Regions from separate parts of the Homo sapiens genome. Here regions 1, 2 and 4 are each linked to region 3. The links are chromatin loops, found by intact Hi-C in ENCODE. Cell type or tissue: endothelial cell of umbilical vein. All regions are shown on one strand. Region 1 overlaps SLC36A2 (solute carrier family 36 member 2). Region 2 overlaps FAT2 (FAT atypical cadherin 2). Region 3 overlaps ATOX1 (antioxidant 1 copper chaperone). Region 4 holds the start of MIR6499 (microRNA 6499).

Evidence for each region. Hi-C counts contacts between places; a loop is a spot of excess contacts. Peaks named below come from ENCODE experiments on the same cell type or tissue, not always from the same donor. Only the 100,000 strongest peaks of a DNase experiment are listed, where the experiment ranks them.
Region 1: it touches region 3 in a loop (6-fold over the local background); 6 of 110 quality-filtered maps call a loop at or near these places.
Region 2: a loop joins it to region 3, with 2.8 times the contacts of the local background. A loop is called at or near these places in 2 of 110 quality-filtered maps.
Region 4: a loop joins it to region 3, with 4 times the contacts of the local background. A loop is called at or near these places in 24 of 110 quality-filtered maps.

What each region holds. Positions count from the first base shown.
Region 1 is chr5:151,312,239-151,320,238 of GRCh38, forward strand. It overlaps SLC36A2 (solute carrier family 36 member 2), which reads right to left. Exons shown (of 10, transcript NM_181776.3): 10 at 2,734-4,850. The coding sequence ends at 4,579. It also overlaps the pseudogene ATP6V1G1P5. Among named protein-coding and RNA genes, the nearest start is that of SLC36A3, 12 kb to the left of the region's middle. In endothelial cell of umbilical vein, a CTCF peak has its summit at 3,956 (motif pointing left); a DNase peak (open chromatin) is centred at 3,973.
Region 2 is chr5:151,568,838-151,576,837 of GRCh38, forward strand. FAT2 (FAT atypical cadherin 2) reads right to left here. Exons shown (of 24, transcript NM_001447.3): 2 at 1-114. The coding sequence starts at 94. Among named protein-coding and RNA genes, the nearest start is that of FAT2, 18 kb to the right of the region's middle. RefSeq lists enhancers at 546-635, 2,532-3,044. In endothelial cell of umbilical vein, no CTCF peak of the experiment used is centred here; no DNase peak of the experiment used is centred here.
Region 3 is chr5:151,737,604-151,745,603 of GRCh38, forward strand. It overlaps ATOX1 (antioxidant 1 copper chaperone), which reads right to left. Exons shown (of 4, transcript NM_004045.4): 4 at 5,219-5,356. Among named protein-coding and RNA genes, the nearest start is that of ATOX1-AS1, 11 kb to the right of the region's middle. RefSeq lists silencers at 2,545-2,839, 3,005-3,299, 3,065-3,359 and enhancers at 3,098-3,641, 3,099-3,148, 7,245-8,000. In endothelial cell of umbilical vein, CTCF peaks have their summits at 3,237 (motif pointing left) and 5,406 (motif pointing left); DNase peaks (open chromatin) are centred at 3,048, 3,138, 5,368, 7,878 and 1 weaker place; H3K27ac peaks cover 4,718 bases.
Region 4 is chr5:151,519,393-151,527,392 of GRCh38, forward strand. It overlaps FAT2 (FAT atypical cadherin 2), which reads right to left. Exons shown (of 24, transcript NM_001447.3): 17 at 7,842-7,985; 18 at 6,376-6,573; 19 at 1,884-2,694. MIR6499 (microRNA 6499) reads right to left here and starts at 2,756; the gene lies at 2,695-2,756. It also overlaps a transcript of SLC36A1 not described here. RefSeq lists enhancers at 737-906, 2,592-2,761. In endothelial cell of umbilical vein, a CTCF peak has its summit at 4,174; a DNase peak (open chromatin) is centred at 4,149.

The DNA.
Region 1 (8,000 bases), 430 kb before region 3:
CACCCTTCAAGGCAGTGGGCTACCCTCTGGCCCAGGACAGGTCCAGAAATGCCATCCAAGAGCCAAGTCCTGGAATTGGGGACCCCAAGAGCCTACTTGGTGCTCTACCCCTGTGGCTGAGCTGGTAACTAAAGTCAGCAGGTCTCAGAGTCTCACCCAAGGCCCTTGATGTAGTATCTGGGTATCACTGGTGTTTATTCAGGGCCCAAGGGCTCTTCAGTGAGCAGGTGATGAATGCTGCCAGGACTGGGTCCTTTCCTTCAAGACAGTGGGTTCCCTTCTGGCCCAGGGTATGTCTAGAAATGCCCAGAAGCTAAGGTCTGGAAAGGCAGCATCATGACTCTGACCCATGCCCTATTCTTCTGTGGCTGAGTTGGTATCTAAGATGTAAGATAAAGTCCTCCCCACTATTCCTTCTCCTCACCTCAAGCAAAAGGAAGGGGTCTATTCTGGAGCCACAAGCTGTGCTTCTTGGGGTTAGGAAAGGGGTGATGCCAAGCACTCCCTTAGTCACCCCAACTGGTGTCTCAGTATGTCTCCTGCTCCCCCAGTCCACTGTCTCTGGGTCCAATTCAGTACTAGGAGTCTCCTAGGAGTTGTAGTCCTTGTGGCCTAGACTGCCTTTCAAGTTTATTTAAAGCCCCAGAGCACTTTAGCCCATGGTGGTGAGGCCTGTGGGAACTAGAGTTCTGATCTCTGGGATCAGTGATTCCCCTCTGGCTAGGGCTGGTTTAAATGCTCCCTCTGTGGGCGGGTGTCAGCTGAGTTTGGTCTGGTTTTCCTTTCTGCTATAACAAGGGCAGCACCTAGTCAATGCATCACAATTACTGGGTTCTCCCTTCCCCAGAGCCCAGAGATACTCTGGGCACCATGGGCCCCTGCTGGGGGTGGGGGAGGGGTGGCGCTGCGCAGTTGATTCAAGACTGTTTTTTCTTTTACCTCTTTAGTGCCTCTTTCAGCCATACGAAGTTAAAACCAGGTACTGTGAGTGCCCACGTTTTTTGGTTCTTATGAAGGTGTACATAATTGTTAAATTGGTGTCCTTGCAGCAGGGGTTGGGGGACAGGACAGATCAGTGGAGCTTTCTACCATCTTGCTCTACCTCCTCCCTATTTTACATTTTGATAACCACCATTCAGTGGCCTCCCTTGGGCCCTACAATGCAGTGAGGAGCTTTGATGCACAAATGTTTGCATCCTGGATCCATCCTTCACTACGTGTTTGATCTTTAACAAGTTATTTAATGTCTCTGAGTCTGTTTCCTTATCTGAAAATGGAGACAATGACAGTGTAAACATCACAGGTCATTGTAAGGATTAAATGAGATGATCTCATGTAAAATCCTTAGTAAGCACTCAATGAAGGAAAGGAGGAAGGGTTTTCTATGTTCCTTGACTCACTAGCAAGTTCCAGAAGTTAAATAAATAGTAAGTTAAATGGGGGGAAGAAAGTCGTGTGTATGCATATGTGTGTACTAAAAAAATCAGTTCCAAACCACTTAAGAAATTTTAATATCACCACCACTCAGACATAAAGCTAACATGTAGTAGTCTTTAGTGTTGCCAATGATTACTAATGAGTCTCCCTAGCTTAGTTTTGTTGGTTATATCAATGTTGCTAAATTTAGTTTTTCTTTCCAAGGTTTAACTTCAGCCAGATTTGTCTGAGTAATAAAATTAACCCTATCCTCTTACACAGTAGGGGCTTATCTTTAGAGAATGAGTGTAAACTTTTCTTAATAACAGAGAAGATAACTTTAAACTTCAAGGATGGGTGCGGTGATTGATAGTGGAGCAGGGTGGGAGAGAAATGTTTCCAGAGAGGATGATCACATTGCCAACACTCAGGATGGATCATTGGAAGTCCTTTGGGTTTGCTGATGAAACAGAGAGCTCAGGGTGGAAATGACAACCCATTCTCTGGCAAAGTGGACTGTGGACCCCTGCACGAGCTATGAGTGTCCTGTTGCCCAACAGGGACTCTGTAGGCTATGGGATCTGGGTGTGGACCACCAGCCTTTCCTCCATCTGAGTGGACTTGTGCTGGTGAAGTATCTTCTGGAAGTCCAGCAGATAGAAAGTAACATACAGAAAGAGCAGACCGGGACGTGGGAATTGGGGGGCACAGGGAAGACGAAGGATGAAAATAAGCAGGACAGGGCTTTTTCAAATGTTCTCTTAACACCGAGGCTGAAACAGGCATAGCTCATTCCCGTAAACCACGGAGAGTTTGATGAGAAACTCTCCTCTCCCCACCTTTTGGGACTATAGATCTTCAACATCTATTTATTTATCTAGGTGCGTTTTCTCAATTTTAGTAATTCTGAGGGGAGGGGAGAGAGCAGTCACCACCAGAAGGATGGAGGTGATGTCTCAGGTTGGCTTGCCTCTGGCTGCCAGCCAAGATCAGACACAAGCATAGGTGCTGTAATGTCCAGGCAGCAGGACAGAATGGAAGAAGGTTCAGGCTCAGTCGTAGAAGATTCAGGTTCTACTCAAAGCCCAGCTCAAATGATACCACCTGTGGAAAGTCTTCTTTGGTGCTCTAGAGCAGGTAGTGTCCTTTGCCCTTAGATGGACATTAGATGGTATTTACTTAGTTGATTACCTGTTAACTCTTCCCCAATGGACAGCAGACTGGCTGCTTGAGAGCAGGGATTCTTTTCTCATTAATCAGTGTATCCTCTTTAGAATGATTTATCAGTTATCTTTTGCTGCATAAAACTTCCCACTCTTTATGTATTAAAATTACAAACATCTTTATTATTTATCACAGTTCTGTGGATTATCTGTACAATTCTTATGGTCTGTGTCAGCCTGACTGGGGTTGGATATAGTCTAGGATGGCTTTACTCGTGTCTGGAAGTTGGTAGGCTGGTTGATCTGCGGACAGGGCTCAACTGGGATGATTCATTTATGTTCCACATGGTCTCTGATCCTCCGGTAGGCTAGCCCAGGATGCTTTACTTGGTGGTCTCAACTCCATAGAGCAGCAAGTGATGTAAGTCCTGATGCATAGGTTATTACCAAACCTCTGACTGCATCACATTTACTAATGTCCCATTGGCCAAAGCAAGTTACAAGGCCAAGATCAAATTTAAAGGGGAGAGGCTGGGCGTGGTGGCTCACACTTGTAATCTCAGCACTTTGGGAGGCCGAGGCAAGTGGATCACCTGAGGTCAGGAGTTTGAGACCAGCCTGGCCAACATGGTAAAACCCCATCTCTACGAAAAACAAAAATTAGCCAGGCATAGTGGCAGGCACTTGTAATCCTAGCTACTTGGGAGGCTGAGGCAGAAGAATCGCTTGAACCCAGGAGGTGGAGGTTGCAGTGAGCCGAGATTGTGCCATTGCACTCCAGCCTGGGCAACAGAGCGAGACTTCATCTCAAAAAAACAAAACACAAAACAAAACCGACAAACAAGCAAAAAAATTTAAGGGATACAGATACAGACTTCATCTTTTCATAGGAGCAGGTGCAAAGTCACATTATCACGAGGAATTTATGGTCATTTTTGCAATATTCTACAAAATCTTGTTTGGCACACAGTAGGTAATCAAGAATGCATGTTGCAAGAATTAAGAGGTAAAGTCTATTCAAATAATATTCATGTTCACTCCTCATCCCTCCCCATTGGCACATCTACTTCCATGCCTCCTATTCATTGTTGGGATCTTTGAGTTGGGAGAAAATGTTATCTAATCGTTTGAAATGTTTGTTGCCCCTCATTTAATATGCATGGCTCCTTTCTATCTGAGAGTTTTCACACTGGTCATCTTGGCCCTACCCATCTCAACACTGGAGCCGTGCACAACTTTCTGGCTTGTGGATTATGTGCCCACCCTTAATGTTTGCTTTTTGAACAGACCCAGAAAAGGGAAAACCGGTTGTCTGCCAAAGTGTGGACAGTCTTAGCTGGCTGCATCTCCTTTGGCCAGTTGCTGCCACTTGGGGCCCTCTGGTGGCTGCTTCTTGCATAGCTCCACGCTAGGTATGAAATTCATTGTGTGAATTATCATAAGCTTGGATAGAGTCCAGAGCCTTCCAAGGGAAAGCTCACAATGTAGTGGAATGCCAGAGGTATGAAAAGAAGAAGTAATAAACAAAACAAAAATGTAAAAAATTACCATTTAGAGCTTGTAGCTTTCTTGTTTCACCATGACTTGGCCCAGAGAAAAGGCAAAGCAGTGACATAAAGATAATGCATATAAAAGAGATCTGGCCAGGCGAGGTGGCTCACGCCTGTGATCCCAGCATTTTGGGAGGCCGGGGTGGGTGGATCACCTGAGGTCGGGAGTTCAAGACCAGCCTGACCAACATGGAGAAACCCCGTCTCTACTAAAAATACAAAATTAGCCAGGCGTGCTGGACTATGCCTCTAATCCCAACTACTCGGGAGGCTGAGGCAGGAGAATCGCTTGAACCCAGGAGGCCGAAGTTGTGGTGAGCTGAGATCGCATCATTGTACTCCAGTCTGGGCAACAAGACAGAAACTCCGTCTCAAAAAAAAAAAAAAAAAAAAAAAGAGATCCATATAATTAAAAGTCGGGTGCTGGTAGGCAAGGAGCAGTGCCAGGCTCACCGAACAAAAGTGGTGGAGTTGGAAAAGGGGTGAGAGTCTTCTGACTTGAGCAGCTCGTCCAGGGCCTGGTAGGTCCCCACCACAAAGCCCACGAAGCCCAGGATGCTGATCAGGGCGTCCTTGAAGATGGTGAGGGGGCTCATGCCCTCTGAGTAGAACGTGGTGACCTCCAGGAGCGGTGGGATGATGAGGGCCAGGGCGGTGCCACTCACGGAGCCCACCAGGGAGATGACCAGGTCCAGGCGGGGGATGAGGATGGCCAGGAGGCCTGCAGGGAGAGGATAGTGGAGAGATGGAGCATTCCAGGCTTAGCCAAGCTTTGAAAGTTTGTTCTTAAAGTCCTCTTCTTGGCCAGGCACAGTGGCTCACACTTGTAATCCCAGCACTTTGGGAGGCCTAGATGGGTGGATCACTGAAGGTTGGGAGTTCAAGACCAGCCTGTCCAACATAGTGAAATCCCATCTCTACTAAAAATACAAAAATCAGCCGGGTGTGGTAGTGGGTGCCTATAATCTCAGCTACTCAGGAGGCTGAGGCAGGAGAATCACTTGAACCTGGGAGGTGGAGGTTGCAGTGAGCCAAGATCACGCCACTGCACTCCAGCCTGGGTGACAAAGTGAGGTCCTATCTCATTAAAAAAAAAAAAAAAATCCTCTTCTTAAAAAATGAACTAATTGTTTCTCAGAAATTCAATTACAGAAAGAAAAGTTAAAAGTCCTCCAATATCCCTAATCATATTCCCTAGAAGTTACATATTAAAAATTCAGCCAGGCATAGTGGCACATTTCTGTAGCCCCAGCTATTCGGGAGGCTGAGGCAGGAGGATCCAGGAGTTCAAGGACACCCTGGGTAACATAGTGAGACCCCATCTCAAAACAACAATAACAAAATTTGGTGAGTCTCTGTCTAATTGTATTCATTCATATTGTTCATTCATATTGTTGGGAGGAAATGTATTCATTCAAAAACTTTTCCCCTACCAACTTAGGGTCAGTGGTTGGGTGCTTGTGAATTCAACTGACAATAGGTAAGATTAACAAGAGAAAAGACAAAGTGTATATATAAGCTCCAGAGCCTTGAGAAGAATTGGCTTCCAGAACAGCCAAAGATACCCCCTTAATAAGGGGAAAAGGAGGGAGGAGAAAGGGCTTTTATGGAAGAACAAATGGAAGATATGACAGTTTCAGATAAAATTTGTTAAACAGTTAGTAATTCCCATGATAATGCTAAGTCTCTTTTCTGGCTCTAAACTTCCCAGAGAAGGGATTTATGGCAGCTATATTTGTCAGGAGGTCCCGCTTACATCAGCAAAAGAAGATTAGACAAAGTTTCTTTCTGCAGCTTCTTTTTGTTCAGGCATTTTTAGCTTAAAATAATCTTTATGCTACCGAGGTGCATTTTGGATCCTTACATATCCAACAAAACTTAAGCTCTTACTTAATAAATAACACTAAATAACAGTGCTGGGAACCATTCAAGCTGTTTGGAATATATCAATGTACAAACTGTCAATGTTTGTACTATCAAAATTTGTATCAATGTACAAATTTTTTAGAAGTCTTCTAAAATGCCTAGCATTTTAATAAATAAAAAATAATATAAATAATATAAATAAATAATACAAATTTATTATTTATTTTATATATAAATAAAATATATTTTATATATTTTATCTATAATAAAAATAAATAATAAATAAAAATATAATAATTATTTATAAATATTTATTTATAAAATATATTTTTATATATAATAAATATTTTATATATATAAAAATATAATAAATATAAATAATATAAATAAATAAATTATTTTTTAAAATGCCTAGAATTTTAATAAATAATTAACATGAGTATAAGAACCTTTTACTTGCAAACAATTAGAATATGAAATTATTTATAATACAAAGAGATCTTCAGTTGGAAGAAAATCCGGGAGGTGTCTTTAAAGAAGTGTCTTCTCCAGGTTTTATACACATGTCAGAAAACCCCTAACAAAGAAACACGAAAAGCTAAAAATTTTGAAATTATATTTTTTTAGCAGGACGTTTTACAGACCTGGGCTTTTACATTTTTTATTATATTTGATGAAAAATGTTCCTGGTCACCAATAAATCCCAGGAGCCTTGAGCAGGCCTCCTTTGGAGGAGTGTGGTAGAACAGAACAGGTCTGGAAGGCAGGAGTCTGGTTCATTCTTGTATGGCCTTGCCCAAGTCCCACCCCTTCCTCAGCTTGTTTCCTCAGCTGCAAAATGGAGATGAAGGCTACTATCCTTTTAGGTATTGTGATTCATTCTGCATAGGACATAAAAGTCTTCAATGAGATTTTTCATGTAAAGCATTCAGAAAAGTTATCTTTGCTATTACTCCAAGTTATTTACTCATACATGCTAATTGACAATGCATGAAGAAGTGTAGTGTAGGCTTAAGGGATTGTTATCTTTATACTGTGGGGCAAATTCCTTGATCTGTCTGGAATATGTAAGATACTGGATAGTTCCTGCATTCAAGGTCAAATTGAGAACTAATCACTTCAAAAAAAGAAAATCAGTGTCGAATGAATGCTGTGGGCTGGCCTAGAAAAGTGAAAATCAACAGCCACTTCAGCCAGTCTCAGGGGATCCAGCAGCTGCTGCAGGCCAAGATGCAGCCACTGAGAAGGTGTCCAAGTGTGAGCAAAAACATAGAGGCTGAAGCAGGCCAAGGAAGCAGCTGAGGCTTCAACTGCTGAACTGAAACTGAACAGCACTGCCTGCAGAGGGAGAAAGAGTTCAAGACCAAGGAAGCTGCAGCCCTGGAATCTCACAGCAGCCTTGGCACTGAAGTGGCACAGGAGGGTCAGAAGAAGAGGACCAGCCTCCAGAACTACTTCCAGCAGAATGGGGGTGAAGGCTTGGCTAGTCTCTTGGCTTTTGTCTGTGACACCTGGACAGAAATCCATGAAAACTGCTGCATAAATGAAGAAGAGTGGGAGAAAGAAGCGCCTGTACCACAGATTGGCATTTTAGATGCCCTCGAGGAATATGCAGCTTGAGATATATTCTTATGAAAAGGCATTAAATGATTTCTGTATATTATATAGCAGGTCCCTTCACATCTCAGAGAATATAAAATCTAGCTTCTTTGTACAGACTTAGAACTTATCTATAGATTTTCTTTTTACATCGTATTTCGTAGAAATTTAATGGGTATATGTCATGTTTTCCCATGCCTATTAGCTGAAGTAACATATGTATCAGTGTATCAATGTTGACTTTTTCTTTCTTTTTTCTAGTAAAAAAAAGTTCTTTGAAGAAGAAAGAGATTAATATTTTTTTTTTCCCTGTAGTGCTTTCTTGAATGTCAGGATTCTAACCATGAAAAAGTAGTAAATGGTTATTTGTAATCTGTGTGAAGCAGCAGCCACCCTTAAATTAGTC
Region 2 (8,000 bases), 170 kb before region 3:
GCCAAGCAGAGGAGGAGAGAATCCCTTCTAGAGGCTTCTCACAGGTCGCACAATGGAGCAAGAATATGGCAAAACCCAGCAGGGCAATAGTCATGGTGGAAAACTCCCGAAACCCTGGGCAGAAAATAAAAGACAGGGTGCAAGTTAGGGGGAAAAAATGGTTTCTACTGCTGTGATTCTTAACTGGAGGTGATTTTGACCCTCAAGGGACACTTGGCAATGTCTGAAGATACTTTTGGCTGACCCAGCTTGGGAGTGGTGGTGCTAATGGCATCTGGCAGGTAGAGGCTGGGGATACTGCTAAACAACCTACAATGCATAGGACAGTGCCTTTGTGTGAGTCAGTTCTCACACTGAGAATAAAGACATACCTGAGACTGGGTAATTTATAAAGGAATGAGGTTTAATGGACTCACCGTTCCACATGACTGGGGAGGCCCCATAATCATGGCAGAAGGCAAAGGAAAAGCAAAGTCATATCTTACTTGGCAGCAGGCAAGAGCGCGTAGGCAGGGGAACTCCCCTTTGTAAAACCATCAGATCTCATGAGACTTATTCACTATCACGAGAACAGCATGAGAAAAACACACCCCCATGATTCAATTACCTCCCACTGGATCCCTCCCATGATACAGGGGGATTATGGGAGCCACAATTCAAGATGAGATTTGGGTGGGAACACAGCCAAACCATATCAGCCCTGCAACAGAATTATCCAGCCCCAATGTCAATAGTGCCATGGTTGAGAAACCCCGTGGCTGAAGAATAGCAGACTAGTTCAAAATGCTCTCTCAAAGACACTCAGCAGCTAGAACACAGTCCTGAACTCTTACTCTTTTTTCCCAAAAACTTTCTGTGACTCCTTGGGCGATGGTGAGATAGTCCCAACTCTTAGCCAGGAACCAAGTTTAGCTATCTGGTTCTAAACTACTATTCTCTCTCCTTCCTACAAGGCCTTTCCACTGGGGCTGAGCTCTAGCCAAACTGAGCTGTTTCCGCACATGCAGAGGCTGCAGGAAAGCAAAGTGACCAAGATCCCAGGCGTGGCATCAGGCTGCCTGGCTGTCAGCCCTGCCTCTGTCATTTGCTAGGTAGGTGACTTTTAGAGCAAGTTATTTAACCTCATGAGCCTTCATTTCACCTTCTGTAGAATAAGGATAAGAAAATCATCAATCTCTTAGGATTGTTGTGAAAATTCAGTGAAATAATAAAGGTAAATGACTTATCAGAGTGCCTAGTTTATTGTCAGTTCTAATTTAATGTCAGCCATTATTGATAATAGGAAACTAAGGTTCATAAAAGGAAGGGAGCTGCCCAGGGCCTTATAGCTAGTGGGAGCTCCTTGCACAGACCAGGGTTGCCTCCTTGCCCCAGTCCTATTTATACCTGTTTCACCACATGTCCCTTATAGACAGGGCATGACTCTGACTCATCATGTAACCTGGAACATGAAAACTCCCAGGCTCCTGGAATGTCTGAGTTGAAATGGACATTAGAGATGATGGGCTTCTGTCCCTGCTTTTCATCATAGATGAGTATAGATGGGGAAATAGAGCCCCAGAGTCGAGATCAGTCAAGCTCCAAGTCACACAGTGTGTGGCCGGGTAAGAACTAGTCCCTGGGAGTTAGTTCTTGTTGAACTGATCATGAATAAATGCTTCGCCTCTCTTAGACCCTTGCTGTTTCCCACAGAGCCCATCCCCGAACTCCAGCCTGGGTGAAAATGTGAGACTCACCAGGGCCAAGGATGGGGCAAGGGGCAGGAGGAGCGGGGCAGGGTTTGGCAGGGCCATGTGTAGGTCTGGTGCACCAGGCTGATGCCTGGCTTGCCCCTGGGAGCCTTGATTCCTAGGAGCTTCATGGCTGCCAGCCAGATGCGCTGGAGCATTCTTGGATGAAACTGGCCAGACCTGATTTTCCAGTTGCCTTGCTCTTCAAAGCCAAGGAAGAGTTAAACTTCCAAGGCAAAGGGGGAAGGAGAGGCTTGGAGCCCCGTCTTGCCAGAGTCCTGTGTGAACTGGGCACAGGGTTCCCCAAGATCATGCTGACAGCATTCCGAGATAAGAGGCAGGAATAGAAAAGTCTGCCTAAATCGGGGTCTGAAGGCCTGTGACAGAAAATAATTTCAATATGTCCCACCCTTCGAGCTTCCCTACCACCCGCCTCCCAACTCCTGAGATTCTGTTGGTGGTGCCCTAAGCTTAGGCACCTCAGAAAAGAGAGGGCAGGAAGGTGGCAGATTCTTCATTCGAGGTCTGAAAGTTAGTGGCAGAAAGAGCTGCTGTACGTTTCCCGCCCTGCCTGCCCACTACTGTCCTTCCATGCTTAGAGCTGCAGCCCATAGTGGGGCCAGCCCCAGGCAAAAGCCACACTCACCCTACCCCTGACCCAGCCCCCACAAGCAGAAGGGGACGCCTGAGTCATTCAGCCCCCAACCCATGCAGGATGGCATTGCTTTTGAAGTTGAAACCCCAAGGGAAAGTGAGTCCTCACCCCAGTCCCAGGTCCACTGGCTCCACAGCTCTGTGAGCCCAGGGTGCACGCAGCCTCCCAGCCCTGCCTGCCCTGCTGTGTGGAGAGCTTCCTGTTCACCAGGTCAGCACCCGTGTTGGGCAGGCCCCAGCAAGATACTCTGCTCGATGGCTGCACCGGTGCCTTGCAATGCAGGCGCCGTTAAGATGAGCTGTAGGGAAGGGGAAGGGGAGGGATCTCCCTGGAGGAGGATAAAATGCAGAGAGAATGCACCCTTGGATGGTGGCTTGGTGCCCATGACCTGCCCAGGCTGTAGGACCTGCACACCTGGGGAGTAGTTTGCTGAGGGAGGGAACAGTGTCTGCACAGCTGTTTCCTGGCCCCAGGTTTAGATGAGTGAACAAGCTTGCAGGGCGCAGAAGCATGTTAGGCTCCTTGTACTACCTTCCTAGTTCACAACACCCAGGGACCACTATTTTAAAACATCTTGTGTAAACGTACATCAATTCATATGACTTCCCTGCTTAACACTTTCCAGTGGCTTCCCATAGCACTTAGATTAAAATAGAAACTCCTTGCCCTGGCCTAGAAGGCTCTGCACCTCCTGGGCCCATGCTACTTCTCCAGTTCACAAGCTGCAGCCACACAAAACCCAGACCTGCCTCGGGGCCTTTGCACTTACTGCTTCCCTTAAGATTCTCACATGAATAATTCCTTCTTGTCATTCAGTTTTCAGCTTAAATGTCACCTCCTGAGCTCCTGTTTGGAGTAGACTTCCTGTCAATTCCCCTCTTTATCACTTTGCCCTATTTTCTTCATGACATATATCACTACCCAATATTTTCTTGTTTATTTGTTTAATGACTGTCTTCTTGGACTCCATGAAGAGAGGAGCTCTGTGTATCTTATTCACAGATGAATTCCCTAGTGCCTAGAACAGTGCCTGGTATAGAACCAGGCTCAATCAATACTAGTTGAGAAATGGAAGAATCTAGACTTAGGAAACACAATGACAGAATGAACGCTGAAAGAGCCTTTCATGATCATTCCTTCCTTTTGGAAGCTGGAAAATAAAGTCCCAAAGAAAGAAAGAGACTTGCCCAAAGTCACAGGGTGAGAATTAGAGCCAGGTTCTTTCCTCCTGACTGTGCTTCTGGAAAGAGCTGTGGTCACTTATGAATCTGACTGTTTGATTTCAAATCACAGCTCTACCACTTGCTACCTGTTCAACCTTAGAAAGTTACTCAATATTCCTGAACCTCAGCTTTTTCATCTGTGAGAGAGGGCTCTTAAGAGTACTGCATTCATATTCATAGGGTTTTATGGAGACTACATAAGATCGTGCACGTTAATGTACTCAGCACAGTGCCTGGTATGTAGACAAAACTCAAGACATATTCGTTATTAGATTTTAATGCCAAGGCAGAATCAAAGCCTGGGCTGGGTTGAGGGTGGGGTCCGCTGAAGCCTCTGGAGAAGGTCCAGCCTGTGCCCCAACACAGCAGGAAGCCACTGGTCTCTGGTCGAGTCTAAGCTTGCTGGCCTAGCCACAGACTGTTCCGGGAAGCTGCGAGCAGGCACTTGTCTGGGGTGGGGCCTCATGCTCCTTGGCTCCTCAGGCCCAGAAAGAGACCTGCATCTGAGTGAATGTGCACATTTACAAGAGGGCACACATGCATACTCAGTAGTCAATTTTTTGAATAATTGTGTGGGTACATTAGTTCTGTGTCTACCTGGCCATGAATGGACCCTTTTAGGATATATGTATGAACCAACTCTGCCTCCATGTAACTCCCAGCCCCATTTCAAAGATGTGGAAGGCAGGAGAAGGTGGCTAACAACACACAGGCTCTGGCTGTGTGACCTTGGGCAAATGGCTTGCCTTCTCTGATCCTTAGTTTCCCTACTTCTGCAGGTCGTTTCAAGAATGAAAGTTAGTTAATGCACATAAGTGCCGAGCACAATACGTGATATAGTTTTCAACAAATATTACCTAGTAATACAACTGTTTAGTACCTGGCTTATACTATTAACTGTTGAGTTTGTGGATAATAAAAACTTTCAGGCCAGGCGCAGTGGCTCATGCCTGTGATCTCAGGACTTTGGGAGGCCAAGCGGGGCAGATCACAAGGTCGGGAGATGAAGACCATCCTGGCCAACATGGTGAAACTCCGTCTCTACTAAAAATACAAAAATTAGCTGGGCGCAGTGGCATGTGCCTATAATCCTAGCTACTCGGGAGGCTGAGGCAGGAGAATCGCTTGAACCAGGGAGTTGGAGGTTGCAGTGAGCCGAGATCGCGCCACTGCACTCCAGCCTGGCAACAGAGCAGGACTCCATCTCAAAATAAAACAAAACAAAAAAGACTTTCAGACAAATTATTCCGTCATCCCTGATCTATGCTTGTGCAGGCTAATTTTCTGCAACTTAGTGCTGTAGGGCTTTATAGAGGCTGTGATTCAGTTCACCCTGTGTTTCAGCTCTCTACTCCAGCTTCTCAGGATCTTGATTCCGACATTCAGAAACCTGATAGTTGTAACATTCATGTCTTTGTCCAACTCATTGATAAAAGTTTGAACGTGGAGGGCTCCTCATCACTGGGGGAATCCAAGCAGAATCTGGGTGGCCACCTGAGGAGCATATTCTACTGTAGGAGGATATTTGTCCTTGGGGGAGATAAGAAGCATTCTGAAGTCCCTTCCAACTCATACGGGCATGGTTCTTTGGCCTGTGCATGCCTATGGTCTCTATCAGACCCTAAACGAGCCCCCCAATGGCAGCGAAGGGATTTCCTCTCTGTGGATCAGGGTTATACACCTGCCAATGCTTGTTTGAGAGTCAGTGTAATAAGCTGATCCCTGACCTGGGTTCTGGGAGGCTGAGACCTAAAGTCACTCATTCTCTGTCTGTTCTTGGTCAAGTAAGTCACCTAAGCCCCGTGGACCTTTTTTCTCATCTGTAAATAATGTGTGTGCATATAGAGGGAAGGACTGTAATGGATGGGTGATTCCAAACCCCTCTAATTGTCCCACCCCTCTGCCCCAGGTGTTCAGTGCTAAGACTGGCTCTTGTGGCTCTCAAGAAAGAATCCTAAACATATTCTGTTTATGAAAAACCTTAAAGAGGTGAGATAAATAAATTAAGAGGGACTGTGCTTTGAACCAGAATAAAAATTGTAAATGAAAGAATGGTGACATTCTAGGTATCTGCTAGTCAAGTCTTAGCCACTGAAATAATTTCTCTTCTTAGTAGTAGGGAGTGATTGATGGTTTTTGAGAAGAAGCAGAACCAGGACAGGGCTACATCATTGGGATGAGTAATCTAACATTAGACCAAAAAAGGGATTTTCGCATTCAAGTCTCCCACTCTGGTGTGGATAGGGCTTGAACACCAGCTCTATTGGTTTAAGACAACTGGAATTCACTGAGGGTAGAGAGACTTAATCTACTTCCAAGAAACTTGGATGAACATGTGAGTCATTTGTTAGTTTGTAGGCAGCCACTGTCAGATTCTCATATAACAAAACAACTGGATGTGGCCAGGAGAGGAGCCAGTGGCTTGAGCCATTGATGGGTCCTGTGACTTGAGAATGCCACACAATCTCTCCTGGGCCTCAACTTGCCTGTCTGTAAAATGGAGATAATAATAGCTACTCCTACCTACTTCCCAGGACTGCAGGGAAAACAGATAATTTGACAGGTGAAAGCACAGGGAGGAAAGATGCAGAGTAACACCTTATTAGAACCAATAATGGCTCAGTAAATGGCAGTCTGAAGTGTCAGCTGGCAGAGAGGCCATCTTAGGGGATTTGACTGTAAAAGTCAGGCCTGTCCTAGTCTGGAGTTAGAAATGACTAAAAAGGAAATCCTTATCTAGGACATGGATGAAAGAGAGCTGGGACATGAGGTCCCATTATTTATTAGTATTCTTTTTATTATTGATGACAAAAATTATTCTGTCTTACATCTGTATGATAATCTATACATTTTCAAATAAGCATTTGCATGTGTTATCTCACTTGGTCTTTGGGTAGAGTATGCAGTACTGGACAGAATTAAAAGTTAAGAAAGCGGGCTCTGGAATCAGACAGACCTAGTTTCAAATGCCAGCTCTCAGTTTATCAACTGTGTGGCCATGGGTAGTTATTTAACCTTGCTGATTTCAGCCAAAGGGAGAAGATAATGGTACTCACCTCCTGGAGTTGTTGAGAAGGCTGAATGAGGTAAAGTACGGCAAATACCTAGCACTGGAACACACTCAGTACCAGTTAGTGATGTACCATCATCATCTGTCCTATGACATTCATTACTCTGAATCTGTAACTGTGAAATTGAGGCTTGGATAATTTGAAGACTGTGCCCAGGTTCACTCGTCTAGTAGGTGATGGATGCAAGCACCAGCACAGAATAAGGATCCATATTCTAGGAAGAGAGACATCCCAGAGGCCTGGAGTAGCTGGAGTTCACTCTAGAGCTGCGCTTTCCAGCAGAACTTTCTGCAGTGATGAAGTGTTCTGTCTCTGTGCTGTCCAGGGTGGGAGCCATGAGCCATGCATGGCTGGCTATTGAGCACTTGAAATGCGGCTAGTACAATTGAGGAGTTGAGTTTTTCATTTTATCTTATTTTAATTCATTTAAATTTTAAAAGACACATGTGACTTGTGTCTACCACATCGGACAGCCCAGCTCTAAAGAGCACGGCATAGGAACCACAGGATTCATGAGATTCAGAGAAGAATGCTGGGTCCACTCATCTGTAAGGCAGAGTGGGCACACCCAGGACCCAGGACTACACATACTATTAAAGCAGAATGAAAAGGGAGAATCTCTTAAGAAAAATTGAGATCTTAATATGTGGGCTAGAAAGATATGGAAGGGAAAAAGCTAAAATTCACGTATACTTAGCAGTATGGTATAGGAACAAGGGGGTATTTTTAAAATGGTTAGCTTTTGGAATGAATATGTCCTCAAATTATGTCTTAGAGAAGGAAGGGAATGATCTGAGGGAGCAAACTGGGATATATTATCTGGAACAGTGGCCTCAACTATTCGTGCATATTAGAATTACCAGGAGAACATTTAAAAACAGCTTTTCACTCACCCCTAGTTTAAATCAATTAAGTTATACTATAGGTTTTTGGGTTTTTAAACATCTTTTCAGGAATGAGGACTACTGTAGAAAGTTACTATGGTCAATAAATTATTGAGAATTTCCTTTTAAATTTGAAAATTGAATCAATAATAAATGTTTTAGTTTATTTTAAATACGAAAGAAAGAAAAACTTTTAGGTTGAAGAGTTTGGATATATATAATAACACAGGTATGTCTCACTTAACGATGGGAATACATTCTGAGAAATGTGTCATTATTTGAACCAGAATGAAAACTGTAAGTGAAAGAATGGTGACATTCTAGGTACCTGCTAGTCAAGTCTTAGCCACTGAAATAATTTCTCTCCTTAGTAGTAGGGAGTCATTCATGGTTTTTGAGAAGTTTGCACAAGTTTGTTATTGTGCAAACATCATGGA
Region 3 (8,000 bases):
CCAGCATTCTTATGCAACATACAGCCTACTTCTAGGCATCCGGGGATTTAGATCCTTGGAGCCCATGATAAACAGACCAATGGGAGGTGACATCCTTATTTTTAGAGGCTTTGATTTTATTGCAAGGCCCTAGTCAGCAGTCATGAGATTTACCTAGGGACATGAAGACTTTCCTTCTCCGAAGAAGCAGATTAGAAAACTTGTCTTCTTAAACTAAGTGGCCACAGCCCTTAAAGACATGGAAATCTAAAAGAAGCTCTGATGGGCACTCCCAAGAAATTACAGACTTGGGTCTTTTAGAGACTGGCACTAATTAAAGGCGAAAGTCATGGAGAGGGCGGTGACCTGAACAACCATTCACCTCCCACATGGCACAATCTTGAGGTTCCATTTTACTTTTCTTAATCTGCCAGGGTTGAAAGAATCTAGATCTGAAATTTTTCAGACTTCAGTTTTCAAACTTCAAGTCGTATAATTGTGACTTTTTGGCCAAACAGAAAGTTTTATTTGTGGAATGTCATTATCAAGAATGAGGCACATGAAGATCTTTAATTCTCACCATGGTCAGAGTACTGTTATGACCTCCATTTTCCAGATAAGGAAACTGAGTTGCACAAAAGAATCAGGAACTTTCCCAAGGTCACACAGTTTTTAAGTGGTGAAGGAATTTAAATCCGGATCTGCTGAAGTCCAGAACGTGGCTTAGTACCACTGGGGCTGTAGGAGGAAGCCCAGTAGATAAAACTGTGAGTTGGGCCAGGCACAGTGGCTCACGTCTGTAATCCCAGCACTTCGGGAGGCCAAGGAGGGATGATCACTTGAACCCAGGAGTTCAAGGCTGCAGTGAGCCGTAATTGCACCACTGCATTCCAGCCTGGGCCAAAGAGCAAGGCCCCATCTCTAAAAAATAAAAACAAATTAAAAGATACAAATAAAATGATGAGTTAAGCTGCCTCGGTTTGGGTTTGGGTGTGTTGGTTTCGAAGAGGCCAGCTCATTGAGACTTCCCCTTGTGCCCTGTAGGGCCCTTGGAAAGCTTGATAGCACCAGAGCAGTTAAAAAAACTGGAAACAAATGTCCTTCAACAGAGGAATGAATCACACCTTCTGGTATATTCATTCAACGGAATACTTACTACTCAGTGATAAAAAGATAACATTTCAAAATAATTATGCTGAATGAAAAAGCTAGACAAAAATGGAGCATACCGTGTGATTGCATCTATATAAAACTCTAGAAAATGCAAACTAATCAATAGTGACAGTAAGCAGATCAGTGCTTACTTGGGGGCAAGGAGAGGGTGGGAGGGATTACCAAGAGGTGCCAGGAAACTTTTTAGGTGATTAATATGGTCACTATCTTGATTGTGGTGATGGTTTCATGAGTGTGTGTGTGTGTGTGTGTGTGTGTTAGATATGTATGTATCTTAATTATACACTTTATTCTTTAGGTAGGAGATAGCAAAAAAAAAGTTTACACTTTAAATATGTGCAGTTTATTGAATGAAATTACACCTCAAAAAAGCAGTTAAAAAAAAACTTCAGCTGGGTGTGGTGGCTCATGCCTGTAATCCCAATACTTTGGGAGGCTGAGGTGGGCAGATCGCTTGATCACATGAGTTTGAGACCAGCCTGGGCAACATGGTGAAACCTCGTCTCTAAATATATATATATATATAAATTAGTTGGGCATGGTGGTGTGTGCCTGTGGTCCCAGCTACTTGGGAGGCTAAGGTGGGAGGATTGCTTGAGCCCGGGAGGCGGAGATTGCAGTGAATGGAGATTGTGCCACTGCATTCCAGCCTGAGTAACAGAGACCCTGTCTCAGAAAAAGAAAAACAACAACAATAACACACACACACACACACACACACACACACACACCCCACTTCAAAATTCAAAAGATTTGCTCAAGCTCACTCAGCACGCTGATGGGGAGCCAGGCCAGGCCAGAGCTCCCCCTGTGGCTCACACCACTGTGAGGAAGGAAGCCTCCCCCACATACAGCCCCCAGGCTTCACCCTGTACTGAGGGCCAGGTGGTTTCTCTCCAGTCATGGTAATGTGGGTACTGGACAAGCCCGGGCTCTGGCCACCAGGCAAATGGGTAGGTCAACAAGGCAAAGTTGGTGGGAGCTTCACCCCATCAAGCCCAGAAACAAGGGCTGGTTACTGGGAACACCCTAGGGTAGGCTGTACTCACAACCAGGAATCTTTGACAAAAATATAAACCTGCTAGAAAGATTAGAAGAGACAATCTCTTCCTTTGTCAAATTATCTGGACCAACACCTACTGAGCATCTACCATGTGTGAGGGTCTGTCCTAGCTCACTATCTTATGCAGTCTAGGTAAGGATGGAATGAGATAAATGCAAGGGCATGACACACTAAATAGGCATCCCCCAAATAGTAGCCATTACTCATCTATCAAATATCCCCTAAGTCCTTGCTCTGTGTGCAGAGGGAACAGATACTTGGGCTGATCCTCGAGGCCAGGAAAGATACGTGGACAGAAAGCTTTGCCACAACACTGAAATTTGTGTGATAAATGCTTTGAGGGCCAAGAGGAGAAATAAATTACTTCCAGCTGTGGAGAGGTTTCATGGAGGCTGTGGTATGCAAGGGAGGGAAAGGAATTTGTATATGGAGACAAGGGAGGCTGGTGGAGGAGATCATTCCGCTTACAGGGGGCAGGCAGCATGAATAAAAGCAAGGCACCTGAGGAGCGGGCTGGCTGGCTGCAGCGAGGAGTGAGAAAGCCTGGAAGGGTGGGCTGGGGCCAAGTGCACAGGGAAGCCTCGGAGAAATACGTGGCCACGTCTGCTCCCCACCCCCACCCCTGCAGAAGCCTGAGCTCCGCTGTGTGATTCATTCATTCCGTGGACAGCCAGCTGGGCTGATGGCAGGCGTGGGAGCTTCCCTAATGCCTCTGTGGCCTTGGAAGAACAGAGCCAAGTGCCTCAGCTAGAAACTTGGATTTCAGCTGGGGGTGGTGGTATAGAGAGAACTCAAAGGAAATGAACCCCTCTGAGAAGCACTCACTCTAAGAGACACCAGTGTCTCAACTCTTGGGCGTTCCCAGTGGGCCAGCCAGACCTCCTAGGGCAACTGAAAATGGAAAAAATCCTCAAGTTTGTTCTCTCAGAGCCCAGAGAAACTTTTTTTTAGAAGAAACTGTCTTAAACGTCTCTGTGGATGGTCAAGTCCAGGAGACACTGCCATCTGGTGGTCAAGAAACACATTTACCTGGTGGGCTGGGAAGGAGTCCCTGCACCCCGGAGGGGCCACGAAGGCAGAAATGGCCCTGAGATTTGTTTAGTACTTTCATAATGGGATAGAAAGGGATGGAAATTATGCTTGCAACCAGTTTAGAGTTGAAATAAAGTGTTATTTCTGGCTACTCAGTTCCCCGAGGTGCAGCAATTATGCATTGGGCAGATGAGGAAACTGTCCATGAGATAGATGAGGTGGCTGCTTCCATGTCTGAGCTGGTCAAATGCAGAGCCAGATCTTATTCCAGTCTCCAGCAGCCCTGGGTCCCCAGTAAGTGCCCAATAAATGGCTAAAGTGGTGATTCTCAACATGTGACCCCCAAGAGCCTTTCAGAAGGCACATGAGGTTCAATTTAAAAGCTTCTGTAAGATGCCTTTTCCTCCTTAACAATTGTACGGTAAAGTTTTCTAGAGTCTAAAGGAATGCAGTGACTTCATCTAGTCCTAATGACTAATGGGATGTGTGCCTGGGTATTTTTGTTTTAAAAATTCCTGTTTTAATTTCTAATGTAGTATAACCCACATAACCAAAACTGTTTGATAATAATTTTTAAATTTTTTTTGAGACAGAGTTTCACTCTTTCACCCAGGCTGCAGTGAAGTGGTGCAATCTTGGCTCACTGCAACCTCCACCCCCCGGGTTCAAGCGATTCTCCTGCCTCAGCCTCCCGAGTACATGGGATTACAGGCATGTGCCACCACGCCCGACTAACTTTTGTATTTTTAGTAGAGACGGGGTTTCACCATGTTGGCCAGGCTGGTCCCAAACTCTTGACTTCAGGTAATCCACCTGCCTCGGCCTCCCAAAGTGCTAGGATTACAGACGTGAGCCACTGCACCCAGCCGAGATCCTCAAAAATTTTTAAGAGTATATAAGATCTACTCAGGAGGCTGAAGCAGGAGGATTACTTGATCCCGGAAGTTAGAGGTTACAGTGAGCTATGATCATGCCACTGCATTCCAACCTGACTAGTCTCAGCCTGACTTAGCCTGACTGGAATTCAAATGGCCATTTTGACAGATTTTTGACTAATGAAATATTTTAAAAATGAGTGGCAGCCAGGTGCAGTGGCTCATGCCTGTAATCCCAGAACTTTCGGAGGCTGAGGCAGGTGGATCACCTGAGGGCAGGAGTTCAAGCCCCTTTGGGAGGCCAAGGCAGGAGGATTGCTTGAGCTCAGCAGTTCAAGACCAACCTGGGCAACATAGCAAAACCCCATTTCTAGAAAAAAACTAAAAAAAAAACAAGGTTAACTGGGCATGATGACATGTGCCTGTAGTGCCAGCTACTTGGGAGGCTAAGGTGGGAGTATTGCTTGAGCCCGGGAGGTCAAAACTGCAGTGAGCCCTGATTGCGCCACTGCACTCCAGCCTGGGTGACAGAGTGAAACCCCATCTCAAAACAAACAAACAAAAAGCCAAAAATGAATCACTAATATTTTCTGAGTGATTTTTTAACCAGCAATCACTGCTGTAATTAATTTACATGTTTCATTTCATTTAATCCCCACAACCACCATTTGCAGTAGATGCTATCATCACATTTTGTCTGTGGACACTGAGAGGTTAAGTGGCCCAGCTAGGAGGTACTGGAGCTTGAACTCTATCCCAGGCAGTTTGTCTCCACAGCCTCTTCCTACTATTCCACTTGCTTAACATTTGATAATCTCTTGTGCAATTCACTTGATAGACAAATTTTTTCAAAATATAGAGTCTATGAAACTGGTGAAAAGAAAGGGGATCACTGTTCTGGGTCAATGCCTCCACTTTATAGGTGAGGAAAAAATGAGGCCCAGAGAGGGGAAGTGATTTGCTAAAGATCACACAGCAAAGAATCAGAATCTACAGGGTGTCTGACTCCCAGGTGGGAACTCTCAAAACTCCAACCCAAGTAAGCATAACCACCTACATGTGAGCAAGCAACACCAAGACCAGGCAAGACAACATCTCCAACAAAAGCAGCTTGATTTTATTGCAGGGAAGCTAGGAAGGAATAGGACAACTGAGGGTCTCCGCAGGAACACCATCACCCGGCATGACTGCCAAGTCCCAGGTCTGTCTGGAAGCCAGCGGGAGGATCAGCATCCTAGGAAAGATGGAAAGTTAGATGGAACAAAGGTGCCATCTGGTGTGGACATAGCGACATTGCAAAGGCAATAAATGCACTAAGAGACAGGGGTGACGCAGGGGTGCACTAAGAGTCTTGCACTAAAAGGCAGGGGTGAGGTGGAAAACGCAGGGTGCAGATGCAGGAGCAGGACTAGAGCCCCAGTGTCCAGCCCTGCACACTGCTCCCATGAAGTCTGTTATACTTAGGTTGGCTGGAACGCATTAACCTTGCTAAGCCAATCACTGCCAAAGCCCTCTTCTGGGGAATTTCCAGGGCTGCCAGGATACCCAGTCAACAGCACTCTCTATCCTGTTACAGGTTGGAAAGGCAATGAACAAAATCATGGCAAATAAATCTGCCAAGAGTCAGATGATCAAGGTGACTTCAAAACCAATAAACACTCTATCTTTGAGGTTCCCAAGCCTGGCTTCAAATCAGTCACTGAGGAGCCTCTTAAAACAGACTTCAAAGACATGCTGCCTGAGCATGTGGACTAAAGCTGGCTTATTGGGTGATTCTTACTGAGTACTGTGCATCTGAATTTCCAGGAGCCTTTCCAAACAATACATGGTTACTGAAATATGTACAGGTAAGATTGCATGATGTCTAGAATTTGCTTCAAAATAATCTGGGCAGGAGGGAGTGGGCATGATGTCTAGAATTTGCTTCAAAATAATCTGGGTGTTTCATCACCCAGATGAAACAATGAGGACAGTGGAGTTTCTAATCCAAGATGTGTGCATTAGGGCTCCCCCACATGGATACAGATAGCTCCAGAAGAGTTTTTTTCCTTCTCTTCCTTAATTCCTTCTTGTCACAGAGCACTTTTATCAAAAAATAACAGGCCTTGGTGAAATAAATACTAACTGTTGGATCTGAGTGACGGGTACTTGGGGATTCATTCTATTACTCTACTTACACATGTTTGAAACTTCCTATCATAAAAAATCTAAAGTAGATTAAAAGTACCATGAAAATTATTAAGTATTGGAAGGAATGATTTACAACACATGCTATGACTTGAATGAATCTTGAAAACATTATGCTACATGGAAAAAGGCAGACACAAAAAGGTCACATATAATGTAATTCTTTTTATATGACATGTCCAGGGTAGGCAAATCCAGAGTAGCAGAAAGCAAATTAGTGGCTGCCAGGGGATGGAGAGATGGGTAGTGGGGAGTGACTTCTTAATGGATACAGGGTGTGTTTCTGAGATGATGAAAAAATTTTGAAACTAGAGAGAGATGGTGGTCATACAACATTGTGAACACACCAAATGCCACTAAATGATAGACTTTAACCCATTTATGCCTAGTGTTCCATTATTGGAACGCTAAGCTTGCAGGAGTTATTTATATCCTACTGTTCAAGGTCATCACCAAGGTTTGATTTTTCACATAAAAAACTTTGCAATATTCAGCATAAATGGGTTAAAATAGTTATTATGTCTTGTGAATTTCATCTCAATAAAATAACATGAGAAAACATGTTTTCTATGAGAAAAACACATTAAGCTACACATGGTTTACATCCAACAGATATTACTTTTTTAGTTAAAAAAGTTCGTATGCCCAGGCCTGGAGTTTCTAATCCAAGATGTGTGCATTAGGGCTCCCCATGTATATAGCTAGTTCAGGAAGAGTATTTTTTTCCTTCTCTGCCTCCATTCCTTCTTGTTACAGAGCGTTTTTATAAAATACAGTCTTACGGGAAGCCCAATATGACACAGGACCGTTTGGGAGCTATGGAGGGTCCAAAGCCCCATCCACTCACCCTCCCTACAAAACCCTAGGGGTGGAGGAATGATGTAAGAAACACTGTTCTTCAACATGCTGGAAACCGCTGATGTTTTACTTCCCTAGAGGATAAACTTTCATATGTGGAGAGATTGCACAGCAGTCCCCACAAGGCAGGAAAGCAGGTTGGAGGTTTTAGCCCCATTTTACCGATGGGAAGACCAAATCTCTGTAATGTAAAAAGTCCCCAAAGTCAGTGTGAAATGAGGAAAGTTGGAATTAGAATCCTAGATTCCTCATTATTCATCCTGGGTTCATTCCTGAATATGGGTTCTATCTATGGATGGAAAGTGCATGACGAAAACAGATGCATCTGACATCTTGTAACTTGCATGTGATGTTACCACATACACAGAACACTGCTATGACTCAGGTTCCAAATGTATGCCTTTGGGAAGGAGGCTATCCTCAAAGAGGACCTACCAGTCAGTGTGGCTAGCCTCTGTCCAGGGGGTCTCTGTGGGCCCATTCACAGGGACAATGCCACCAGTAACAGTTACAGAACTCCGATTCAGGATATCTGACTTTCTTCCTGCCTCTGCTACTCACCAGGGTGGGACTCTGGTTGAATCACTTCCCCTCTCTTGGCCTCATTTTTCTCAGTCACGTCAGGGCACCAAACCACATCAGAGGTGTGGCGATCATTGTAATTCACGAGTCAAATGCACTACATGGGCAGTGGCAGCCAGGAGTGCCCTGCTGAGACTGTGGCTGGATCAATGAGTAAGGTCTGCCTGGTTCCAGAGCGAAGAGTGCTGGCACAGTGCCCCTTACTGCATCACTGGATTACATAAAAGTGAAGGGAACATCTAGCTCAAACA
Region 4 (8,000 bases), 220 kb before region 3:
AATTCCATTGTAGTAGGTACTTATTGGATGGGATATTGAAGATGATCTAGATCAGAAATTCCCACCCCGGCTGGATATCAGGATCAGCTGGAGAATCTTTATGACACAGAATCCTAAGTTCTCTCGGAGAATCTGATTCAGTAGTTCTGGGTGGCACGTGGAAATATGTATTTTAAAAATCTTACCATCATGGGTGTAACAACTGGAAGGGGGGCCCAAGGGAGGCTTCTGAGATGGTGGTCATATTCTTTCCTTGATCTGGGCGTTGGCTACACAGATATATTTGCTTTATAAAAATTATTTGAGGTGTGTACTTATGATACATGAATTGGTTTCCTGTATGTTTTATATTTCACTAAAATGTTAAAAAATAAAAAACCTCTTTTCAACTGATTCTGGTGATCCATGAGTTTATCTAGTATTTCTTCAATGCAAGCCCTTGCACCTGCTGCTTCAGAATTAAATGCCAATTCTAGGACTCACTCAGAACCTTCTAAATTAAAACCTCTGGAGGTGACACCCAGGAGCATGTCTCTTTAAAATCACGCTCTCCAGTAGACTTTGCAAAATCTTGAATTTTAGAACCCCTGCTGTCTGATGCCAGGTGGCTGAGAGAGACCCTTCAGCCTTCTTGGCTTTCCCTGAAGCAGGCCCTGGGGCAAGAAACACAGAGAAGGAAATCCTCTCCCCAACAGAGAGAAGCCCACCCAGCCTAAATCGAGTGGTCCCTGGACAAAGTCCACAAATCTTCTGAGAAATGATATCCCGAATGCCAGGCAGCTGGACCCATAAAGGGCAGGTCAGGCCAGGCCAGGCAGGAGCGCTGGTGAGCTGAAGGTCATGTCACTTTCCTTTAGCCAAGGCTCCTGAGCTGCTCCCTTGGCCTTAATGCCAGGGATGCTGGGTGAGTCTTGGAGTGCCTGAGGAGCTTAGTGAAGAGTTCAGGCTTTAGAGTGGGACACACAGATATTTGAATAACGAGGCCTTCATTGGAAGCTGTACAATTTCAGGCAAACTAAATCTCATATCTCAGTTCCAACTGCAGATGGGGCTAATGACCCTGCTTGGTAGGGCTGTGGTGCCGATTAGTTTAGGTGACATCTACACAGAGTGTGGCGTACAGCAGGCTCCCTATAGCAACTGCTACCACGGGAATGACAGTCACCGTTGATCTGGGGCTTATTGTGGGCCAGCCATGGGTTAAGTGCTTTTATAACTCTTACGTAATTTCCCCCCCGAACCCAACTCCAGGAGGCAGATGTATTTATTTTGACTATTTTATAGATGGGAAACTAAAAAGCTCAGAGGGTTTTAACAATACACCCAAAGTTACACAGCTAGTGACTGATGGAGCTAGGGTTTGAACCTGAGCTGTCTGAGTCTAAGCCTTGAGCTTATAACCACCAGACTATGGTAATAATAGTAGCAGTATTAGTAACTCACATGTATTGACCACTTTCTATATGTCAGGCACTGTTCTAAGCAAGCACTTGATACATAGTACTGATGTAATTCCTACAGCAGCCCAGCTCAAAGGCACAGAGAGGTTAATTTTCCTAAAGTCGCCTGGTTAGTAAGGGGTAGAGCTGGGATTTTAACCCATGAAGACTGAAGCCACAGCCTATGCTCTTAGCCATGATGTTAAACCACATATTGTAGTCTTACTGTTATTTTCTAAATCTCGAAAGGGAGCTGAGAATTGGGTATTATTCCATAACTAGATTTTGTGAGGCCACTAGCCGTCTTATGGTGATTGGTGGCCTTTGGGCTTATTAAAACTTCCCTGAACTCTCCCACAGAGCCTCAGTGGAATCTCCATGCTTAGAGTCAGGCGGGCTGAGCCCAGCAGTGCTGCTCGTCCCTAGGGAAGATGTAGTACTTACCATTGCAGGAGCAGCTCCTCTGCAGGTGGTGCCGCGGGGTTAGGATGCTGAGCCTGGCGGTGCTGTACGTGGGCCCAACCTTGGGGTCCAGATGCACTGTGTTATGGCAGATTTGACCCTGGCAGGTTGGCCCCTGGCAGGGCACCATGGGCATAGCTGACCGCATCTGAACCCCCACTGAATGCTCCATCTCCTTGGCTGAGTGAGTGATGATGGATGCTAGCTCCTGAAACTCGTAGAAGGTTCCAGAATGCCCCTCAAAGACCAGGAGCACATCCACACCAGCCACGGCCTCTGCAGGCTGGAGGCTGGCCAAGTGAATGTTAGCCCGTTTGATGTCCAGCTTATGGCTGAGGAACCTCTGCAGGTTCCGCCAGTGGTCACTCACCAGCTCCTCGGGGGTGAGCTGGTAGAAGCCCATCCACATGGCCTGCTGCAGAGCCTCCTGCCCCACATGCCACACGTACACATGGACCCCAGCAGTCGTGGTGAAGGTCCCATCGCTGACCGTGACGTTGAACGAGTAGTGGCCACGAGGCAGGCCCTGGGCGGCGATAATCTTGCCATCAGGCGCACCCACTGAGAAGTGCCTGCCCAGGGTCTCCTCTTCTGCCAGGCTATAGGTCAGCGTGTCCTGGGGGTCTCGGTCTGTGGCATGGATCTTACCCACCATGCCACCCTGGAACTCATCCTCTCCAACAGTGATGAAGATCTCCAGTGGGAGAGCAGAAGGTGCATAGTGGCTCTGCTCTGTGACATGGACACGGACAGACGTCAAAGACGAGAGGGGAGGGATGCCACTGTCTGACGCCTGTGGGCAAAACAAACACTGCTGTCACCCAACAGAACTGCAGTGCTCTTGCGCCCGACTGAGGCTGGGCCTCCTTGTGGAGCTACGTTTCTCTGCCCCACGCCCAACTTGAGGGCTGGCTCAGCGCATTGTTGCATTTAGAAAAAAAAAACCTAACTCCAAAAGCACTGACAGAAAAGAAAGATTTTCTGAAGGTTTTGTAGAGATTGAAGGAGGGAGTTACATCCTATACCATGCAGTAAAACAATGCAGTTTCCTCATGTGACATCTCTCTGAGCCTCTTCCTAAATCTCTCCAGCCATAGACTTGGGCTAACTTCCTCATGAAGTTTCTCATTCTGTCCCTGTCCTCAAGGGCGCCCTCAGATGTCTCAGCAATTCTGATGCACCATGCACCCTGCTCAGCCTACGAAAATTCCCCTTGGGATTCCCTTTTGCTATGCGATTGGAGTGGGAGTCGGGATTTGTCCTTCTAGTCAGTCAACGAAGTCTTCTGCTGTGGCCAGGAGAAAAGAGACAATAAATAAGTTACCAAATAACTTGGATAAAATGCTGGGAAGGAAATAAACAGAGACCTAACTTTGATCAGGTAGAAGAGAAGGAGTCTCTGTGGAGTGACATTTGAGTCCTGAGGGATGAGAAGAAGAGGCGACAGACAGAGGGAGCAGCAAGTGTAAGGTCCTGGGGTAGGAATGAAGGCGGTGTGTTCAACAGCACAGACGGGGTCACTGGTGCTGGAGCAAGTGGGCAGGGAAGCAGGCCTGACCTCACTGATGGGCTGGCACGCGCAGGGTTGCAGTTAATGTCAGAACTGTGAAAAGCCGTGAGGGTGACAGGACCTCACTTAAGTAGGGAAAAGAATGTAAATCATAAACGCATTTTCCTTTCATGTTTCACCACACATCCCTGCAACTTCCTGCCTGACTTAGAAAGGACAGGCTTGCCTTCTTCTCCTCAGTGATGTTATCACTTCCTCAGCTGTCAACGAGGGTCTCCACAATTTTCCCTGTAGTAATATCTTGTTCACCTGCACTCCAACACTTTTAATGTACAAGAAAGTTGATAAGATTACACCTACTGCTGGAAGTCATGCATAACACCGAAGAGATATTAATAGCAACAATAATAATTAACACTACTGTTAATTATAATGTATAGCTAACATTAGTTACAACAATACTACTACTACCGATTATATATAATACATAGCTAACATTAACTGAGTACAATGCTAGTCATTATCATAGATAAACTATGATAATGCTGTAAATACATTATCCTAGTTTATCCTTCTTATGAGATAGGTACTATCAAGTCACCCATCCTACAAAAAATATAACTGAGGCTCAAAGAGGTGAAGTAACTTGCCCAAGGTCATACAGCAGCAGATAAGGCCTGAGCAGAATCTGAATACCTATCTGTGTCTATAGCCTGTGTTTTTCTTTGCTGGCCTATGGTGCCTCCCAGTGCATGGAAGTGGAAGTACGGGACCAATGCAATTGATGGTGATGATGCCAGTCATTACTAAGCTCCTGTCTAGGCAGGACGTGTGCCTGGGTCTGAGAATACAGAGGTCAGGAAGCCATTCTCTCTCATCTCTCCCTAGGCAATCACATCCATGCTCTTGGCTTTGAGGGCCATCTACCAATCCTCTGAGCTGCCAACTCCAATTCCCAGCTACCCACTGGACACCTCTGCTTGGATGTCTCACAAACAACTGGGAAATAATGTGCAAAACAGAGCTTCGGTTTAGCCCATAAACCTGTCCTGCCTTCCCGTCTGGGCCTTTCCAGTCTCATAAATGCACTACCACCGAAGTCTTCATGGGAGCCAACAATTTAGAAATCACCCCTGAATCGTCTCTGTTCTTTCTAACTGCACATCCACTCCACCAACTCCTATCAATTTACATACAAAATATGTCCGAAATCTCTCCGCTTCCTGCATCTTCTCCATCACTCCGTGGTCTCAGCCCCACTATCTCCAGCTTGGATGACTTCTCACTGGTCTCCCTCACCCACTCTATAGAGCTTGAAAAATGAGCTTCCTGAGACACAAAGAGGATCCCTTTTCCGTCTGAAACCCTCCAACCACCTCTCATTGTACTTAGATTAGAATCTAAAAGTGTTACCAAGGCTTATACTTAGAAGATTGGATGCCCTGGTTTGTCAAGGACAGTCTTGATTTTTACCTGTTGTAAATCAGCTACTACCAAGTATTATTTTTAGTGCCTGTTTTGGACTCTATGTTTGTGTCCCCTCAAAATTCATATGTTAAAATCTAATCCCCAGTGTAACAGTATTTGGAGGTGGAGCCCTTGTGAATGGGATTAGGGCCCTTATGAGAAGGGCCATGTGATACAATGAGAAGCCGACAGTCTGCCATTCAGAAGAGGGCACTCACCAGAACCTGGCCATGCTGGCACCCCGATCTGGGACTTCCAGCCTCCAGAACTGTGGGAAATACATTTCTGTCCTTTAAGCCACCCAGCCTATGGTGTTCTGTTGTAGCAGCCCAAATGGACTAAGTCAGTGCTTCTCTCACTCTCAAAGATCACAGTTTGGACCTCAGATAATACAGTCATCCAAGCCACAAGGCCCACATGATCTACCCAGCCTATCTCCTCAGCCTCATTCCCACCCCTGCTCATGATGTTCTCAGTACCTCAGCCATACCTCAAGCCACTTCAGGCTCTTTCCCAACTCATGTTGCTCTTCCTGCCTGGAAGACTCTCCTGCCCACTTTTCACATGGTTGGCAGCTTGGCTCTCTGCTCAGATGTCACCTCCTGGGGGCAGCCTCCCTCTGAATGTGTGTCCCCCTGTCTTATGAGTCTCTCATCACTTTACTTCCTTATCATCATTTGTAAAGATGTTATTTCTTTCTTTATCTGTTTATTGTTTATCTCCATGATTACAATGGAAAGCCCCTGGAGACAGGAATCATTCCCTCCTTACCCTCTGCTATGTTCCTAGCAGCTTGCAAATGGCCTCGCATGTAGTAGATGCTCAATAAATACTTGTCGAGAGATGGACTGACTGACTGAAAGAATGAATACATCATTCCCAGCCCATAAGTTTACAGAATAGTAGGGTCCACTGGACTTGAGATTTAGGAAAGAGATTTGGAGAAATAAAGTGAGGGAGAGATATCAGACCACCATCTTGGCCACTGTTCTTTAGCAATTCCTATGAAACCCATAACACCACCACCAGAATCCCCTACACACATGTGCATACAATATCTCACTTGAGCCCCAAGCCAGTTCTCTGAGGTAGGTTGTTTTAGCTCCTGAGGTTCAGAGAGCTGTTCTGGCTAAGCTCTAGGAGCTACAGCCAGAGGGTGTTTTGCCCAGGCACAGAGCAGGGATTAAGAATTTGGAGTCTGGGGTCAGAGTGCTTGGGTTTGAAGCAACCCACCTTTGCCACTTATTACCAGTATTACTTTAAGCCAGTCACTTAAATCCCCTGTGTTCCTCAGTTTCCTCATCTGTAAAGCGGGGTGGTAACTATACCTGCCCTGAGTGTTATGAGGCTTTAGTCCTGAGAAGGACCTAGCCCAGTGCCTGATGCATCCTAAGTGCTTTGTACATTTTTTCCCTAATGACAGAAGCACTGGTGGGGCTTTTGCCAGCATCTTTACTGTCCCCATGGTCACCACCAGAAGCCTAGCACAGCTCTCACCTGGATCTGAAGCTGATACCATTCCTGAGCCCTCCTGCTTAGGCCCTCAGCAGTCACCAGCCATCCATCCGGGGTCACTCGGAAGGCAGAGCCGTTGTTCCCCTTGGTGATTCGAAACGAGTAGGGGGGGCCATTCTCTGGAGAATCTGGGTCACTCAGGATCAGCTGCAGGACTTTGCTGCCAATGGGGGAGTTCTCCTGAGACCGAGAGTGACAAAGAAGGCAAAGAGCAGAATGAGTCCCGGTCCTTCCTTTCGCACGTGTCTGGGTATGTCATCTGGAATGAGTCCTCAGCACTCTGACTGCTTGTAGATGGTGCCTGGACATCAAGCTGCTGCTCATTCATTCTGCCTGCCTTTGAGGTAGTTGTTGACTTTGCTGTCTAGACCAGGAGCTCCCCAAGGGCAATGTTGGGTCTTAGAAACACAGCCCATTGGGGCAGGAAGGATCCTTAGAGAACAAAGGTTAAACCCTTTATTCTGTAGAGAGATGACTTGCTCAAGATCACACACTGCTGAATCATGTATTTAAATTAGTTATTACCTGGATTACATAAGGGAATGTTGCGATTTGCAAAGCCAATTGAACACTTATAAATGATTTCTTCCTTAGAGGACCTGCATGCAATATGTATCTGATAAGCACACTTAAAGATGACTAGGAATTTAATAAGAAAAACCAGATTCCCTGAGTATCATTTTAGCCTTTGTTGTATAACATGGGCATTTAGTATACTATAACACAATGGTTGCTAACTATTTAGCATCACAAACAGAATCTAATGGGCAGAAACTGATCGTTGCCTATCCAACAGACATTCTCTGTTCCTTTCTTATAAAATCCTGCTTTGGTTCAGATGTGGACTGGCGATATTCTCAGAAAAGATATTTTTAGTCAGGTAACTTATTATTTGCAGCCAAAGCATCCTAACCCATACCCATAATATATAAAACAGGTAAAAGTGGAACAGCCCTAGGTAATGCATAGTAGGACCCAGAACTCTGCCTTTTTATTCACTCCCTCACCTCCCTTCACCACTTACAGCCCTGAAAATTACTCATAGAATCCCAAGGCCCTCTCCAAATCCTATTTGCAAACCATTAGTAGGGAATAGCTTGGGTTCTGGAAACAAACAAAAAAATCCCTGGGGTTCAATCCCAAGTTTGCCACATTCCAGGTATGGCATGTTTTCATACCTCAATCTTCTAAATCTGTAAAATGGGTACTACCTACTTCATATGGCTGTTATGAGTCTCAAATGAGGTAATGGATATGAAAGTGCCTAACACAGTGCCTGATTCCCTTCAATTCTATAATGCCCTCCAGCAGTCTGTGTTGCCTTTGGGGACATCAGTGGCAAAGTCACAGTCATTGTTCATGTGGACTAATGCCACTGAGGGGCATCTTCTGCTAGAAGGGAAATGAAGGGAGGAAGGGCTCAGGGTGCCTTGGAGGCTCAAGCTTACCTGGACAGTGGTGCTGTAGTTGAGCTGGAAGAATCTCGGTGGGTTATCATTGACATCAGCCACTTGGATAGCGATGTCTGTGTCCTCATGCAGTGGAGGCTGCCCACTGTCTGTGGCTCGGAGCTTCAGGGAATAACTAGAGGCCTATTGCAAAATGTC